3 separate regions of the Mus musculus genome follow, and regions 1 and 3 are each linked to region 2. A link is a loop called in an ENCODE intact Hi-C map of the cell type or tissue named here. Cell type or tissue: left cerebral cortex. All regions are shown on one strand. Each heading gives the region's core, and the rest is flanking DNA. Links, peaks and the distances in the headings are about the cores only. Region 1 holds the start of A930003A15Rik (RIKEN cDNA A930003A15 gene). Region 2 holds the start of Klhl24 (kelch-like 24). Region 3 has its middle 23 kb from the start of A930003A15Rik.

Region 1 (6,119 bases), core at 1,844-4,343, 210 kb after region 2:
TGCTAATTGCAATGAGTCATTGGTCTTGCTTGAGGTATCTCCCATCTGTGACTCCATCCAAATTGGATCCTCGCCAGATCTCCACCTGATTATCTTGTTGTTGTCCTGTGTCAGGAAGATCCCGCAGCTTTGAATCAGCAGGACTGTCCCTTTCCTGTGTCCCAGTTGTCCATAGATGGTGTAGAATTTGGGGTGGGCCAACTTAGAACCCTGGATCTAGTAGCTGAGCTGGTCAGCCCACCTGCTCTTCTTTATCTGCACCACCAGGGTGATATAACCACCAGGGCAAGAAAAACAAGAAGAGATAATGAAGAGGTCAACTCAGAGCCTTTGGAAAATTCCACTGGACCCCTCCCCTCCTGGAAGAGACAGGTCAGAGAGCACACAGGCCAGAAGGGAGAGGCTGAGTAAGCCCCTACTACCTCATTTCCTAAAGACCAATCAGTTTAAAGGGTGTATTGTTCTGCCAATCATATTGTGCCTAGTTGCTGATGCTCTATTCCGCCCCTGGAAACTGTATAAAAAACTTTCTGAATGGGCTGCCGGGGGTCACCACCTCTCCTTTGGATCTGGGACAAGCCCAGTGTGCTGGAACAATAAATTCCTCTTGTTTTTTTCATTGATTCCTGGCTCTGAGTGGTTCACTCAGAGGGTCCCCTGTAAGCTAAGGCTCCCCAGAGTCTTACAATAACACTCAAAAAGAATAAGCAGAAGAAAATAATCAAACTCAGGGATGAAATCAATTAATTAGAAACAACAACTAAAAAAAAATTACAAAGACTCAATGAAGTGACAAGTTAGTTCTTTGAGAAAATTAACAAACTTTTAGGCAAATTAACCTAAACCTGAATAGCAGGCAATAGGGCGAGAAGAACTCAAATACCCATCTTTGAAAGAAACACATCTCTAAAATTGCACGTGTAGATAAACAGGCCTCGCACTCATGAAGGAAAGAAAAATGTATGTTCAACAGTATTTTTTATTTTCTTATTTTATAAACATTATTATTAAAAAGCTTGTAAATAAATAAAACCACCACAAAACATTAATTATTTTAATATGAACCCAATGCAGTCTAGCTGCTTCCTTGCACTGCTATGGCTTAACAGTGTCTGTGCGAGACGGAGACAGGATAGTTTAAAGTTTTCTGAGGTTTCCCCTGCCTGTCGGAGCTGAATACTCTTCGTCTTATCTTGAAAAGGCAAACATTTACAAAGCTATCCTAGGAAACGCTTGGCAAGCTGTCCAGTTAAATTATAAAACACCATTGTTTAGTGAAGAAAAATGACTAACGGCTACACATATCTGAGTCTATAAATGTGGTTAAGCTGCAATAGAAACAATTTTTTTCAGAGATCACAGAACCTAGAGACCACCCAGAGGTGTCACATAGGCAGAGCCTTTAGACATTTATGTATGTTTCACTTAACTATTTTGTTTTCTGTTTCATGCTGTAATCTTTACGTTCTAGAACACAACATTAATCACATTAAAAACAAAATAAAATGTATCAGGAAAAGGCAGCCTATTTCCTGTGTCTTTGCCCAGGGTAGCTCTGCAACATGAAGCCATTTTTCTTGTTCTAGTGCAGCTCTTGCGTACCACAGCAAGACAGAGCATTCTTCACTAGGAAACTGATGTCATACTTGCAGCTGTTTCTCTGGAGCAGCTGGGGCTTTTGAGCCGTTTACCGTTTGCTGTGTCAGCCTGGGGCCTCCTTAGATGGTAAATTCCCTTAGCAGCAGGCAGCAGTGCTAAGTTGGCTTCTGCTTTGGCAGCCTGGAGAGCTTGGAAGAAAAGCCGAGTTAAACTGACCTGACAGAATAGTCTTCCAAAGAATATCTTTTCATAATTTTATCCATGTTTTAAAATTGAATTTAATAATTTTAATCGTTTTAATAATTTAACCGATGGCTTATCTCATAATGCGATGCTGTCTTCACCCCTCAGCACCCCTTCTGTTTCAAAATGAGTTCTGGAAGTCTGTGGAAGCCTAATCTGTCAGCACTCACTAATCCCCAGGATCAGCTCTCACAAAGAAGAAACCTTGAGTGATCTTCAGGGAGATTAGGTAGGAGGAGGTTTAACTATACCAATGCAGCCAGTACCTAGAGCAGGATGGAGGCCAGAGAAGATGGTGACCTTGCGTCCTGGAACTCCATCTCTGTTCTGTGCAGGCAATGCGAGGACCCAGACCCCAGATACTCACCATACATGGTGGTGCGGATAGCAGAGGCAGAGATGAGGGCCTATCATCGTTTCTTGGGGAGCTGCACCAGCCTGGAATACAGAGCAAATAAAGGTAATGCTGTGTTTGCATTTTTCCCCATTTATCCTCATTGCTACTACAATCATGGCTTAACTAAGAAATTTCAGAATTAAATTTAAAGATTTTTTTTTTTACAACTATGTTTTCTTGTTAAAAAGAGTTTTAAAGAAGCACCAATTAGCTATTATAATCCTGGAAGTAGTCATTTATTGAGATAGATTCACAATAAAAATAGATGATCAGCTGAAAGAACCAGGTGATGAGATAGCATGTTGCAGCCGAGAAGGCTTATTTTCAAAGCACAGATGTGTGTGTAGATCTATATGCATATTGAATATCACCGACCAATGTGATAACTAGTTCATCATGGTAAAAGGATAGCATTTTTAATTTTTTTGTTCAGGTACACTTTCTATTTAAAAAGAAATGTATTGCTCTTATATAATGAAAGTAAGAATACACATGATTAAGTTGACGGGCTGAAGGAAAGTGTTGAGTCTGGAGGATTCTTGTTAGACATGTGATCTAGTAACACATTGATGCGGTGAGTGGGAAGGGTAGCACTTCTCCTGCGTGGGCTCTGAGGAGTCCTCTCTGTCTCTCTCAAGGACTTGGAAGCTAGCAAGGCAGATGCTGTTAACTGTAGTACTTGCTTGCTTTCAGGGGTTCTGCTCTGTGGAAGGCCTGCCTGCTGCTCCTGTGGACAGGAGAGCTTTCCTGTGAGCCCCTTGGAGGGCTTCCCTGCTAGGAGGCTTTTTTTTTTTCTCTGAAAATGTTTATGTTACATTTATTCTTCTTTGGTCATGGATTAAACCCAGTGCCTCTGTTGCTCTAGTCTTCTTCTTCTTCTTCTTCTTCTTCTTCTTCTTCTTCTTCTTCTTCTTCTTCTTCTTCTTCTTCTTCTTCTTCTTCTTCTTCTTTTATTTTTGGTTTTTCGAGACAGGGTTTCTTTGTATAGCCCTGGCTGTCCTGGAACTCACTCTGTAGACCAGGCTGGCCTCGAACTCAGAAATCCGCCTGCCTCTGCCTCCCGAGTGCTGGGATTAAAGGTGTGCGCCACCATCACCCGGCTTCTAGTTTCTTCTTTAATACTTAATCTGTTTCCTTGAATCGAGTGAATTATTAAAAGAAGTGTACTTCTCTGGTAAATTCAGTATTGCTTTCTTTCTTTCTTTTTTTTTTCACAGCATGTGAGTAATATTTTTTTTTAAAATTTTTAATTGGGTATTTTCCTCATTTACATTTCCAGTGCTATCCCGAAAGTCCTCCATACTCCCCCCCCCCCCCACTCCCCTACTCACCCACTCCCACTTCTTGGCCCTGGCGTTCCCCTGTACTGAGGCATATGAAGTTTGCCCGACCAATGGGCCTCTCTTTCCACTGATGGCCGGCTGGGCCATCTTCTGATACATACGCAGCTAGAGACATGAGCTTCGGGGGTACTGGTTAGTTCATATTGTTGTTCCACCTAAAGGGTTGCAGATCTATTTAGCTCCTTGGGTACTTTCTCTAGCTCCTCCATTGGGCCTCCTGTGATCCATCCAATAGCTGACTGTGAGCATCCACTTCTGTATTTGCTAGGCCCCGGCATAGTCTCATAAGAGACAGCTATATCTGGGTCCTTTCAGCAAAATCTTGCTAGTGTGTGCAATGGTGTCTGCGTTTGGTGGCTGATTATGGGATGGATCCCTGGATATGGTAGTCTCTAGATGGTCCATCCTTTTGTCTCAGCTCCAAACTTTGTCTCTGTAACTCCTTCCATGGGTGTTTTGTTCCCAATTCTAAGAAGGGGCAAAGTGTCCACACTTTGGTCTTTGATCTTCTTGAGTTTCATGTGCTTTGTATCTTGTATCTTGGGTATTCTAAGTTTCTGGGCTAATATCCACTTATCAGTGAGTACATATCATGTGAGTTCTTTTGTGATTGGGTTACCTCACTCAGGATGATGCCCTCCAGGTCCATCCATTTGGCTAGGAATTTCATAAATTCATTCTTTTTAATAGCTGAGTAGTACTCCATTGTGTAGATGTACCACATTTTCTGTATCCATTCCTCTGTTGAGGGGCATCTGGGTTCTTTCCAGCTTCTGGCTATTATAAATAAGGCTGCTATGAACATAGTGGAGCATGTGTCCTTCTTACCGGTTGGGACATCATCTGGGTATATGCCCAGGAGAGGTATTGCGGGATCCTCCGGTAGTACTATGTCCAATTTTCTGAGGGACCGCCAGTGTTGCTTTCTGATGGATGTCATTCCTTCAGATGCTGTATTCTGTACAAGCCTCTGTACTTGTAAAGGGCATAGGTAAGTGTCACAGTATATTTGCTAGTCAGACTTTGCTTTCATACTTAAAATATGCATTTGCTCCACTGTACACCACACAAAATATAGGTCTCAAATTCAAATATCAATCTTTGCCCTAAGTTTACTAAAATTAATTGCACTAATTTTACAGGTTGTTAATTCTACAGTTAGCTGTGAGAAGAGGATGTATTTTGAGAGAATGAGAGAAACTTCTTAGGGAGTTAAGCAGAGCTAAGACTGATATATTCCTCAGGCTGTTAACCCTAACTGTCACAGAAGAAATGTTAGGCCCAAAGCTGACATTGCCTGAGGCTTCAATTTCCAGAAATATTTGTGTACATCTAGATAATGATTTTTATTGAGTACTATGAGAAACAGTCTAGTAGACAGCCCCCAGACAGCATCTTTGTTGCTCAGTTCTATACACAACAGGAAAGAACAGAACCTGTGTAGAGACTAGGAACCAGTGTGTGCTCCATTCCAGGCAGAATCAACAGCATTAAGTTTTTACGTTTTTAATGTTAGAAATGTAGAATATTTGCCCCATTGAATTGGAATCTGCATTTTATTTTTCATTCATTAATTAATTTACTCATTCACTTTACACACCACCCGTGGCCACTCTTTCCTCTCCTCCCAGTCCCACCTTCACCCCCTCGCCCATTCTCCCCTCCCCTTTTCCTTAGAGAAGGGGAGCAGCCCCCCCGCAACACACCATGACGCATCAAGTCTCATCAGGACCAGGTATATCCTCTCTCACTGAGACCAGACCACGCACGGCCCAGCTAGGCAATTCTGTTGCATTTTATTTTTTCATTCAAGAAATTTTCATACAATGTATTTTGATCATATTTCCCCTTCCCAACTATCCCCATATCCTCTCTGCCTCCCTACCCTATCCTCCCAACTTCATGTATTCTCTTTCAAAAACAAACAACAAAAATCAAAAATCAAAACAAATGACTAATAAAAAATCCAACAAAATTAAAAGAAACAAAAATCCAACAACAACAAGTACTATTACGAGTAATACTACTACAGAAACACATGAAGATTTCTATGAAATGTAATACGGTGGGTGGTGCTGGTGGTGGTACATATGGTACCTGGTGATTCCATGACAAGAAAGAAAAATCACACTCCTGAGAAATCACACCATTCAACAGACCTGGTATAAGGGAGGTTTATATAGGGAAAGTGAGGGGAGTGAGGATCTGGAGAAGGGTTAGAGGCAGACAGAGCCACAAGGGCAGAGAAGAGGGAACAGAGGAAGACAGAACACAGAGAGAAGAAAGAGGTGGTGGTGATGGTAGTGGTGGTGATGGTAGTGGTGAAGAAGGAGGAGGAGGAGGAAGAGGAGGAGAGATCAAGCAGCCAGGAACATGTGGGAACAGAGAGCCTGTAAACTGGAGTGGTGAGAGGTCCTTTTATATTCCGCCTGCACCTGGCCAGGCAGTTGATGCCATAAACAGTTGCTAGGTCCCTGGGAGGCGCCTAGTGGAATTGCCTGCAGGCTAGAAAAATGGATTTTGTGTTGGCCAATTAT
Region 2 (6,119 bases), core at 2,162-4,661:
TTGATGAAGAATATTGGGTCTTGGTAAGTCAGGTGATGGTTAGTCCTACCTAAGTAAGTATTCTTTATCAGTAGTTAGTAAGGCCCAAAGCCAATGAGAGTCCTACTACTGTCTGACACTAGGGTAGCAAATGCTAGATCCAAATTCAATTTTAGACACTGTAGGGTTGGCATTTTTACTGACTGAAAAGGCTTTGCTTGACTTATGCTCTTCACTAGACCTGACATGGAAACAATGTCATTTTGTAGCTCCCCCCACCCCCAATACACTCACTGCATTTTTATTTAAAAATGAAAAGCCTAGCAAAACAAGAGAGTGAACATTTGTAACCCCAGCACTCCATAAGCTGAGTCAGGAGGATCATTGTGAATTAGAGACTATTTTAATTTACATAGCAAGTTCCAGGTCAGCCAGGACTACAAAACAAGTCCCTGCTGTGAATGAGAGGGAGAAACGGAATTTTTTTTAAAAGATTTATTTATTACATGTAAGTACACTGTAGCTGTCTTCAGACACTCAGAAGAGGGAGTCAGATCTCGTTATGGATGGTTGTGAGCCACCATGTGGTTGCTGGGATTTGAACTCCAGACCTTCGGAAGAACAGTCGGATGCTCTTACCCACTGAGCCATCTCACCAGCCCGAAACAGAATTTTGACAGTTACTTTTTCTGCTAACAAAATTAGTTTTGGCTTATTACAACCAAACTAGCTATGGTGCCAATAAAATGCTCTGTGACCTGGGATTCTAAATAGCCTTTTAATATACAAAAACACTCGGAAGTCAATGATTTTTAACATAGTATTACACCAATTATTCAGAAATAGTTTTAGAAGCACCAACAAAACCTAATCACTTTGGTTTGAGACCAGGTATATTTCAGTCTGTATATTTCAGGCTTGATGCAAACTATAGTCCCCCATCCCCGTCCTGCAGTTACAGGCATGAACTCCACCCTTAAGAAGGTTTTCATTCTCCTTATTTTCCATTTGGTTTAGAATGTTTTGGATCATCTAAGATCAGTCAACTAAGGAGAACTCAGTGGCTAGCATGTGTGAGAAGGCCCTTGGTTCAGTCCTCAGTATCAAAGGAGAGTGTGCGTGTGGGAGAGGGTGTGCTGGAAGAATGAAAACTCTTGAAGATAATTAGCTATTCTGTTGTTGGACTCCCAAGTCTATGTTGCCCAGGATGGTCTTCAACTCCTAGGTCTACTGAGTATTGCTCTTACTTCAGTCTCCCAAATAACTGGAGCTGCCCACAGGGGATTCACCTTGAGCTTATGGGAGTATTTATAGCATGAAGAACAGAAATGTTAAAAACATCCAGCTGTCTTGTATCATTGTTGTAGTCACAACAGAAATGAAATCTTTTTTTTTTTGCATAAATGCTTGTGAGGACATTTTATTGACATTTTTCATTACAGAGTCCACACTTACATATTTGATAAAAGAGCTGTCCTAAATTTTCCAGGTAAGAGTAAATAAAGTGCATACAAGAATAAATGCTGCAACATATTTGCTAAGTATTTATTTTCCAAAGTCTTGACCTCTGACTCTTAATGAAATGGCAGGAAAACAAGGAAGTTAAAAAGCACACCGGAAAAGCATTAAGGTTTTGGCAATCTGGACGAAAGCCAGGAAAGTTTAAGATATAACTGATAGCTCTCAGAATATTGTTTTCTTCTTCCTGTTTAAAGACTAAGTCACAAGCTTTGTTTAAAGAAACTCAACTTATCAAATGGTAGGTAGTTCTTATTAAAGTATACTGGGTTGCATTTGTATATGTTAAGATCTGAATAACCTTAGTATACGAGTGACTATGTGTCCTGATCAGACAACTTCTTATTCTAACAGGCATCAGTACTTGGATTTTTAATATTAAGAGGGGCTGGAAGGATGGTTTAGCAGTGCTCTTGCAGAGGACCCAGGTTTGGTTTCCAGCACTCACAAGGCAGCTGACAACTTGAACCATCTAGAACTCCAGTTCCAGGAGATCTGACGCCCTCTTCTGGCCTTCGTTGGCACCGAACACAGGTGGGTGGGTACATGCTGGTCAAACACCCACACAGAATAAATCTTTAAAAAGTATATTAAGGCTGCTTTATTAAGTATATTATACCTGCTTTACTGAAGAAACTCAACTTTTCTGAGATAAAATGACAAAACCTAGCTGCACCATAAGTTTAAGAGATTTGGAAAACCACCTTTAATATCCTCCGTCTGGAAATGACTGGGCTTTCGGTTATCTTAATGTACAGTTTTCCAAACACACCTTCAACTCACTTATCAGAAACTTCTCAATTACCTGGGAGATTAATACACGAAATTGTGTGCCCCAAAAAGGGAAAACTAAGAAAGCTCATTCAAAAATCCAAAACCAAAAAACTTTTAGGTGAATAACCTCAAAATATCTTTTTTTTTAAAGGTAAAAGCCACCGTTTATATTTTTAGTGGCAAGGGATACATATTAAATCCTAATAAAGAAAAACAAAACACCAAACCATTATCAACCATCAACCATCTGGTGGTTGTGCCAGGTGTCAGCTGAGAACACTAACAGAAAAAAAAATTGACATGATTAAAATCCGCTAGAGCTGATATTGAAGCTTCTCAAATGTGGCCTTGTGGGTCATCCTTTACTACCTAAGGCTGGACAGAGCAGGCAAGGGCAACTTCGCAGAGCTGCGCGCTGTCCTACGCCAGGAGCTACGGGTTAGCCCCCACCCCCTGGCCTCTGCAGGGCACGCCCCCTTCCTACCCACCGCCCCGCTGCTCCCCTCCCTCGGCGCCCGCGTCCTCCAGGTCACCTTCAGGCGAGGGCGGGACTGCCTGGCACGGGCCACCCACCTACCACCCCCTGCCAATAAAAATTCGGAACTCGCCGGCCCGGCCCGCCTGCAGCGCCCAATCCCGGCCGCCCGAACGATCTTCGCCTCGGGTGCCCAGGGCTTGGGGGCGGGAACATTGGGAACTAAATTAAGAAGCAGAGGGCCCTGAGAAGGAAGCGGGCAGCCGGGTGGGGGCTCCCCCGGGACGGCCCGAGGCCGCGCTCCCGGTAAACAAAGGCTTCGCGGGGGCGGGTAACGGTCAGGTGACCACGCCCCGCATGTTTCGCAACTGTGCTGCTGGCTGCTATGGCCCCAGCACCCCGATCCTTATCCGTGCTAGGCGACAGCACTCACGGTCACCCCACGGAAACTCCAGGTCCGAGGCCGAAACACTCCGGCCGCTTCCACCCTAAGTGTATTGCTGCCGCGGGGCTCGTCCCTGCCCTGTCCCCACGCCCGAGGCCGCATCGGGCTTCTGGCAGCCAGGGACCTCGCCTCCCTCCCGCCGGTGCCGGGGATCAGCGCCGCGGTCGCATGCCGCTTGGAGCGGCCACCCTGGTACCTCTCGGCGCAGGCTGGAAGCGGCACGAGCGGCGACCCCCGTCCCTGCTGCGCCGGCGTCTCCTCGAGCCACCGCCAGTCTCTGCCACTGCTCACAACAAAGGAAACATGTGACCGTCGAGCCAAAACACTTAGCGTCACCCACCCTTGGCCAATGGGGGGGAGGCATCCGCCTTCCCGGAGCATTCTGGGAGACGTAGTTTTTACTGCCGGTGGGCTCTCAGGCCATCTGGGTTCCGCTAGAGGGCGGAAACCCAACCCCGGGCTGCTAATTCCAAACATTTATTTAAGGTAGAATAAGATTAAAGGAATGCATCTTGATCAAGACAGAAGTGGTATGTTGATTGTTTTCAAAGAGCCCTTTACATCCCAAAGCCAAAGCACAAGACCAGGACTTAGCCAACCTTAGAGCTTGGAATAAGGCTTGTTTTAATTACCATGTTCTAACACACTTGGGAAATCAGAGGGCCTGAGAGGTGGAGTGTACTAGAAGCCTGGTCATAATTGCAGAGGACGCTTTCTTTGTAAATCTGTCAAGGTCGCTATCAGAGCCTCAGTTACTTTTTAAATTTAATTTAATTTTTGTCTTAATCAGATGCAGGAGTTGAACAAAAATTGTAACAAACCTTTATTTTCCGAGGCACATGGAATCTTCTTCAAGATGTTTTGTTTCTAGGAGATTCCTTTTCAAGGATGGCCGTCCTCTGCTCTTGAAAATGTTTGGATAGTTCTGGCTTCTGACAAAAGTTACGTACTTCTTCCTTCTGCACTTCATTAAGACAGCCTTGCCTCCGTTAAAATTAGATGTGTTGCCACAAGGTAGAGAGAGAGGAGCAGAGTTGACAGGCAGGCCATTTGATAAGCTTTTAGGTCTCCTTTTCATGTTCTATTAACTTAAAAAAAGCCTACTGAGTACTTCCTGGGGCGCGGGGGTGGGGGGTGGAGTGGGGGGGACCTTTCTTTGACTTTTCTAAGATTTATGGCTAGGCCTGCAGTAAAACTGCTTGCCACTCTGGCTTGACCAGTTGGTGCTATCAGCTTAGAGAGTCCTTTCTTTGGTTTTCTCTTGTCAAAGCAAGAAGATTTATTTTCATATTCTCTCCTTCCTTCCCTCGTCCTTTTCCCCTCCTCCCCTCTTTTCCTCCTCCTTCCTTCTCTTCCCCTCTCTTCTCCACAAATTGATTTAAACAAGATACATAACTTGAAGGAAAACTATCTAGAATTCTTTTTAAATTGTCTATTATTATTATTATTATTATTATTATTATTATTATTAATTCTTTGTGTGTGTCTGTATTGGCTATCTGAGTGCTGGTAAAGATCAGAGTCATTGGGTCCCCCTGGAGCTGCAGGTGCTGGGAGCTGAAATCCAGATAGAGCAATAAGTGCTCTTAGCCATTAAGTCATTTCTTCAGCTCTATTTATTTAAAAATTTAAAATTTAAATATGTTTTGTCTGCGTCTGTGTACCATGTGCCTGCATGCAATGCCCATGGAGGCCAGAAGAAGGCACCAGATTCCCCAGCACTGGAGTTGGTTTCAGAGAGTGTGAGCTACCATGTAGGGATGCTGGAATTCTAGGCTTCATCCTCTCTCATAAAGCAGTCAGTGTTTTTAACAATGGGGTCATTGCTCCAGATCCTTTATTTAGGTTGCAAAACAGCGTCTTAATGTTTCTGAGGCTGACCTCTAATTCATTAGTGATAGAATTTTTATTTTATTTTATTTTATTTTATTTTTTATTTTTTGGAGGGAGATTTGAGAGAGAGAGAGAGAGGGAGAGAGAGAGAGAGAGAGATATGTTTGAACTTATTCGTTTTTCAGGCAAGCATTTTATTAATGCTTCAGCAAGCAGTACAGTAGGGCCCAAAGTGAGAAACTTAGTTTCACTCAAAGTAAAAAGCAAGGTGTCTATTCTTTTTTTTTTTTTAACAAATATTCTTTTTTTGTTTGTTTTTGTTTTTAAAGATTTACTTATTTATTGTATGCTTTAAATACACTGTAGCTGTCTTCAGACACTCCAGAAGAGGGTGCCAGATCTTGTTACGGATGGTTGTGAGCCACCATGTGGTTGCTGGGATTTGAACTCAGGTCCTTCAGAAGAGCAGTCAGTGCTCTTAACCGCTGAGCCATCTCTCCAGCCCCCGTCTATTCTTAAAGATTTCTGAGCGAAGGAGCATATTACATTGTAAGGAAGCTGGCTTAGTTGATATGTGGTCTATGCTCTACGAACAAGACAGAAGAATAGGGCTTATGTGACTTGGATCATATAAGGTCATGAGGTCACCCTTTCTATGGGAAGGGAGGTATGGTGTGATGGTTTGTATATGCTTGTCCTTAGGAGGCGTGGCCTTGTTGGGGTAGGTGTGTCACTGTGGGTGTGGGCTTAAGACCCTCATCTTAGCTTCCTGGAAGTCAGTATTCTGCTAGCAGCCTTCACATGAAGATGTGGAACTCTCAGCTCCTCCTGCACTTTGAGTACTAGGATTATGAGTCTATGCCCAGCCTGTGCACTGCTACGATGGAACCCTGGTTAATTGTTTTGTGCTGTTTGAGCTTACTAAGAAGCTGGCATTGGAAGTGGTGTTCCTTCCCTCCCAACTCAGACCCAGGCATGGTTGTCTAAAGTGTCTTCCAGGGTCCCTTGTCTGAGATGATGTTCCGAGGGAGGGAAGAGAACAGTGAAACAGCCCAAAAATAAACCATAAAAGTCACGGTTTCCTTGAAAACAGCT
Region 3 (6,119 bases), core at 1,435-3,934, 190 kb after region 2:
ATGAAGGCTTCTTTAGGCTTTCCCTTCATGACTCCATTTACCTGAGAACTCTATGACTGCAGACATATAGGTACATAAAATATGCATAAACCCAAACATTTATGAATAGAAAACAAAGTTTATTTTAAAGTTATTTAGTATACACATTTTACTATTTACTTAGGAGAAAAGCAAATTCAAACACTAATGAGGTAGATTCTTTTCTTTTCTTTTCTTTTCTTTTTTTTTTTTTTCTTGTTTTTGGTGGGGGACAGGGTTTCTCTGTGTAGCTCTGGTGATCCTGGAACTTACTCTGTAGATCAGGATGGCCCAGGATCCTCAGAGATCTGCCTGTCTCTGCCCACCAAGTTCTGGGATTTAAGGTGTGTACTACCACTATACAGCATGCTTGTTTATTTTTACATAAAGAATTAAACCTTGGGAGAATATTTGGCATAGCAGGGCACAGAGCATCTTTGATGTCTTTAGATTTGGCTGAAATTTTTTTTATTAGATATTTTCCTCATTTACATTTCCACTGCTATCCCAAAAGTCCCCCATACCCTCCCCCCCCTCCCCTACCCACCCACTCCCACTTTTTGGCCCTGGTGTTCCCCTGTACTGGGGCATATAAAGTTTGCAAGTCCAATGGGCCTCTCTTTGCAGTGATGGCCGACTAGGCCATCTTTTGATACATATGCAGCTAGAGTCAAGAGCTCCGGGGTACTGGTTAGTTCATAATGTTGTTCCACCTATAGGGTTGCAGATCTATTTAGCTCCTTGGGTACTTTCTCTAGCTCCTCCATTGGGGGCCTTGTGATCCATCCAATAACTGACTGTGAGCATCCACTTATGTGTTTGCTAGGCCCCGGCGTAGTCTCACAAGAGACAGCTATATCAGGGTCCTTTCAGCAAAATCTTGCTAGTGTATGCAATGGTGTCAGCGTTTGGAGGCTGATTATGGGATGGCTCCCTGGATATGGCAGTCTCTAGATGGTCCATCCTTTCTTCTCTGGCTGAAATTTTTATTAATTTGTAATTGTTAATGCCAAGGATGCTTCTTTACATAAATATGCAGAACAAAAGTGGCAGAAGTATGTTAAGGACTATTTTGAGATAGGGTCTCACTGTAACCATGACTGGTCTGGAACTCAACACGTAGACCATGATGGCCTTGAGTTGCACAGATCAGCCTGCCTTTGCCTCTCAAGTACTGAGACTACAAGCATATGCCACCATGCCTGGCTCAACTAACAGTTGCTGTTGTGGTGGTAGTGGTGCTGCTGCTGCTGGTGATGGTTATTTTTGTTGTTCTCTTTATGAAACTTAAGCAAACAACTCAAAGAGCAATCTTAGAAGTTAGGCGATCTAATGCAGCGCACTACGGAAGCTAAGCTTGACTATCTGACGCTCATGTGCTAAGGAATAGTGGAAGAAAAATGCTAAGTATTAGTTTGGCTGTGCTTGCATGCATCAGAAAGTGTTATGTATGTACCATGAAAACACTGCACAGAATGTTTTAGCTTGAATGCATTAAGAATAAACTTAGAGTCAGGAAGCTCCACCCACCACAGGACCTTAACTGAGGAGCTATGAACATTGTTGGCCCTCTGCTGGGCACGTTTGTACTCAGAGCTGAGGAATCTCAAGGAGTGTTTTCTGGTTCCGTGTGGCATGGTGGTGTGTGCCATAGCAGGACAAAGTGTGCATGTTATGTGCTTAGAAATGAAAACTGCAGTGTGGTTGCAGGACCAGCACTGTCAGAACACCTCTGATTCATTATGTTTTACCTTGATTTTTCTTGGTCATCTTGTGTCTAGAAACCTTTTACAATTGCCAGAATTTTACCTGTGGAGTCATAGCCCACAGGCTAAGAAGCTTACGATGATGAGGGTGCATGCCTGTAACTCTAGCACTTGGGAGGAGAGTGGAGGCACGTGGAATAGTTCCAGGTTCAGTTACAGGGAGTGAGGGGGGGCAGCCTGGGCTATATGAGACTGTTTCACAAGGTGACCACAACAAAACAACACAGAAGAATCTGGGTAATAGATTGTATGTAATATGTTTTGAATGAGAATTTTATGAGACCATTCTCAAAAGATGTTTAGCTCACTGCCCAATGTTGTAAATGTTCCAAACACATCAGAGGCTAGAACTGTCCTTATTTGACTAAAAGCTCCCAGGCCTGAGGACTTTCTTGTCAGTCTCTGTGTCTTCAGCATGCAGCACCCATCAGGGACCAAACTAAACACTCAACAAATATTGTTGCATCAGCATCTGCTGGGAATCGTGAGTAGTAAACTATAAAGTTCTATGAAACTGACACCCAGCAATTATCCCATTATTACTGAAAACTCTTTTGTATATGAGAAAAACATAGATTTCCATACTATATAATGTTTTGTAAATTCACAGGACAGTGTCCTATTCATACCATCTGGCCAGAAAGAGTGGGTAATGTTTTCTATACAAGCTCTGTCTGCAGTGCATCCTGACCCAGAAAACAGTTTTGACAAATGCCATCTTGTGTATCCATGTATGAACTCTGGGTGTGAATTGATGCTGCCTTGGTTGAGAAAACTGAAACACAGAGAGGTTGTAGCATGGAGATATTGTCCTGACCAAAAAGGCTTATTATTAACATGTGATATATGCAAAGCCATACGATATGTGTCAAATGAAAAGAAGGGCTGGAAATGACTTCAAATTGCACTTTCAGCCTTAGGATTTTCAGGCAGAAAGTAGGTTGCACTTTTAAACGTGCCCACCAGAGGGCCAATCATGTTCATAGCTCCTCAGTTATGGTCCTGTGATGGGTGGAGCTTCCTGACTCTAAGTTTAGTATTAATGCATTCAAGCTAAAACATTTTGGTGCCTCATGTGAGGAATTTATCACACTGTGTGAGGAATCCTTAATGACTTAGTTTAAGCATTTTTGAGCACCAGATGTGAGGAAAGAGTAGCCCTCCTTCATAGGAGCACATCTGGATGATCCTTTGTTGGGGATGCGAATTTTGGATGTTGCAGTTGCCAAAAGAGACAGAAGCTCTGAATCTCCCCAAGGATCCCACTTTGTCTGGCTAGAGTGGTGAAAGTTGACGAGATGAAGGGAAATTTGGGCATCTTAGGCTGGTCTGATCTGGTCAATCTTAGGAGCAGGGATCCATGCTCTATAAGTTCCCTTCCAGCCCTAACTCTCTTATTTACTTATTTCTCTTTCTTTATCAAGACCAGCCTGATTCTACTTCGAATCCTGTCACAAAGAAAGAGCTCAGCTTTCCCTAAAGTGGCTGCTTTTTCACTTTCTTTGTCCCCCAAATATCACAGGAAAGCACAACAGTTAAGAAAATTTCTTAAAGAAGTTGAAACAAAAACACTAAAGCAAACCTGCAAACTTTCATTTTTGGGAACACCATATATGCACAGTTCCTAAAGGGCCTCCTTTTCCAGTAGCCATTTTCATGGTGCAGGACAGCAGTCCTTTCACTTCCTGCTACATCAGTAAACAGATCTCTTCCTGCTCTTCCCTGAGGTTGCCTGGCTGGCCCATCTATAGCAATACGCTCAGATTTCACCTTAAAAATATTCTGGCTTTTCAATAATTTTGGATGCAAAGGATGGACATAATGCTTCTCTGATGATAAATATATAATGCTTAAAAAGTGCTTAGTTTTATTTATATAAACTTAAAAGCTTTAAAAATGTTTAACTATTGGAGATTCTTAAATAAGAAAATTTCAAAACTGATTCTTAGTTATCTGCTATCCCTCATGGAGCTTCCCAACAGGCTCACAGACCTTGCCACCACCAGGCCTTAAAATAAGTATCTGAGTGTGGTAGTTTGATGACAATGGCCTCCTTATATGTTTGAAGGCTTGGTTTCAAGTTAGCTGAACTGTTGGGAAGGATTGGGTGGTGTGGCCCAGTTTGAGGAGATGTGTCACTGGTGGTAGGCTTTGAGATTTCTAAAGCAATCACCAGGCTCAATCTTTCTCTGCTTCCTGGCTACAGATCAGGATGTAAGCTCGCAATTACTGATCTGGTGTCTTCCTGCCTGCCACTATGCTCCCACCACAATGATAATGGACTAACTCCCTGAAATTATAAGCAAGCCTCAAATTAAATGCTTTCTTCTATAAACTGCTTTGGTTATGGTGTCTCTTCATAAGCAGTAAATTGTAGGCACTAAAAAGAAAAAAAAAAAAGCTCCAATTCTAACAATAGCCCTAAGGGCTCAGGGTGTTTCAAATGTAAGAACCACAAGACCATTCCTTTCCTAGAGCAGATAGGCTTTTCACTAAGAGAAGTAAACTCATAAACAGCTTTTAATGAGAAAGTAAACTCAAAATTATCATGCTGTTGCTATTGAATTAAAAATTACTTTTTACTAGTTTGTTGCACTCTAATGATGAAAAGAAAATTACCTTTTCAGTAACTACTCTCAATGATCAAACACCTATGGGTTGATTAGGGTTTCTTGGGGCAGTGGTTCTCAACCTCCTTGACATTGCTGAAGGAATGGTTCTGATGCTAAGGTCCTGTTCCCCAATTGGTTCTTGATCTGTCAGTAAAAAAGTCATGGGACAATTGCTAGGTAGAAGGAATAGGCAGGACTTACAGGTCCCTGGAGGCAAGAGACAGATACAAGGGGGGGGGGGGGGAGAAGGGGAGAGGGGAGGGAAGGGGGGGAGAGTTCACCATGCTTCTGATGGAGAAAAGGTGACCAGTCATGTAAGATCTCAAATGGAGTAGCCACACAGGCTGCTCCTACAGGCAGGTGGTAAAGGGTGTTTAGCAGGCACTGGATACAACTGAGGTGTGGAGATAAGAATATTGATAATGGCACTCTTTCCCAGGCAGGAGATAAACAGCACCCAGCAATTGTGTCAAAGGCAAGTAGAAATTGAATAACTGTGTGTGTCTGTGTCCTTTATCTGTAAATTCAAGGGAAGCTGGATAGGGGCTGGTAGCATGGCCCTTTCCCAGATCTTAGGCAGGGCAGCAAAGCTACATGAAACAGATGGCACCCAATGTGGAAGTCGAGAATCCACTATTCATTTAGGAGTTCTCAGACTGATCACACACACAGTGATAAAGGTCTAGGAAGAGGGGAGAATTGTTTTCTTATTAAGCTGAGCAGAGTGAGTCATGTGATGGCTCCAGTGTGCAGGAAACTTAAACAAAGGAACACAGGGAAAGCCTTAGCTCACAGATCTTCTGCTGTGAAAAGACGCAGGATGACTGCTCTGAGGCAGAGAGCCAGACAGAAAAAACTGCCTGATTCCTACAAGCAGATAATCAAAATATAGGGATAAATAAAATTTAATTCCATTGTTTTTAAAGTAGAAGTGAGTATAATAGTAATTGTTTAGATGTTCTTAAGTATATAGAAATATTAAGCTCCACAGAAGGGAGAAGTAAGGGAGATTGAGTGAAAAAAATGCTTTAGAGAAGCATGGCCTATTCCTGGAGCTTAGGCAGGGTAGCAAAGCTACACACAACACATTGCCACCCTTCAAAACCTTATATTGTGGTGACCCCCTACCATAACGTTATTTTGAATGTCTTAGGACAAATACAAAAATACTTAAAAGATGCTTTCCTCTCTACCACCACTTGTTGCTTGGCTGCTGCAGGGTCAAGTGGTCAAACAGCACCTTCTTCACCAGAGGTAGGTGGAGTCTCAGTTTCTGTTCTTGTCAATCTCTCAGTTCCTATAGAGATGTCTTGTTTTTTCTTGGGTCACCTTCCAGATCAGAATAAAGAAAGGAACCAATCTGAAAAAGGCTTTTAGGATGGGGTTCATTACCACTAAAACCATTTGTCAAAGATTTTGGTCCAGCTATGCTTCCCATGAGGCATGTAGGTGGGGGTAGGGTAGGTTCCTGAGTCTATCCCAGGTCTTCTAGGGGCAGGGATGCTGCATGTCTGTGGAGCGCCTTTGACCTTAAGGTTCTAAGCTTCTGAGGCAAAGAAGCAGGGCCTGGGCTGTCAGAATAAAAAGTTTACATCATAGTAACAATCAGTACTAAGGTTTCACAAAAGAACTAAAAATAGCTGAGCATGGCTGCCCTGAACAGTCCCAGCATTGCAGAGCTCTATGGTCTACAGGTGAAGGAGATAACCCAGAGACCTTGTCT

Evidence for each region. Peaks named below come from ENCODE experiments on the same cell type or tissue, not always from the same donor. Only the 100,000 strongest peaks of a DNase experiment are listed, where the experiment ranks them.
Region 1: a loop joins it to region 2, with 2.4 times the contacts of the local background. A loop is called at or near these places in 3 of 42 quality-filtered maps.
Region 3: a loop joins it to region 2, with 2.3 times the contacts of the local background. A loop is called at or near these places in 12 of 42 quality-filtered maps.

The regions. Positions count from the first base shown.
Region 1 is chr16:19,879,876-19,885,994 of GRCm38, reverse strand. A930003A15Rik (RIKEN cDNA A930003A15 gene) reads left to right here and starts at 1,721. Exons shown (of 3, transcript NR_027896.1): 1 at 1,721-2,071; 2 at 2,178-2,302. In left cerebral cortex, for the core only: no CTCF peak of the experiment used is centred there; DNase peaks (open chromatin) are centred at 2,017 and 2,826; H3K27ac peaks cover 516 bases.
Region 2 is chr16:20,094,940-20,101,058 of GRCm38, reverse strand. It overlaps Klhl24 (kelch-like 24), which reads right to left and starts at 3,505. Exons shown (of 8, transcript NM_029436.3): 1 at 3,388-3,505. In left cerebral cortex, for the core only: a CTCF peak has its summit at 3,633 (motif pointing right); DNase peaks (open chromatin) are centred at 2,921 and 3,545; H3K4me3 peaks cover 1,650 bases; H3K27ac peaks cover 1,526 bases.
Region 3 is chr16:19,903,957-19,910,075 of GRCm38, reverse strand. No RefSeq gene overlaps it. Among named protein-coding and RNA genes, the nearest start is that of A930003A15Rik, 23 kb to the right of the region's middle. In left cerebral cortex, for the core only: CTCF peaks have their summits at 1,568 (motif pointing left) and 2,737; a DNase peak (open chromatin) is centred at 2,747.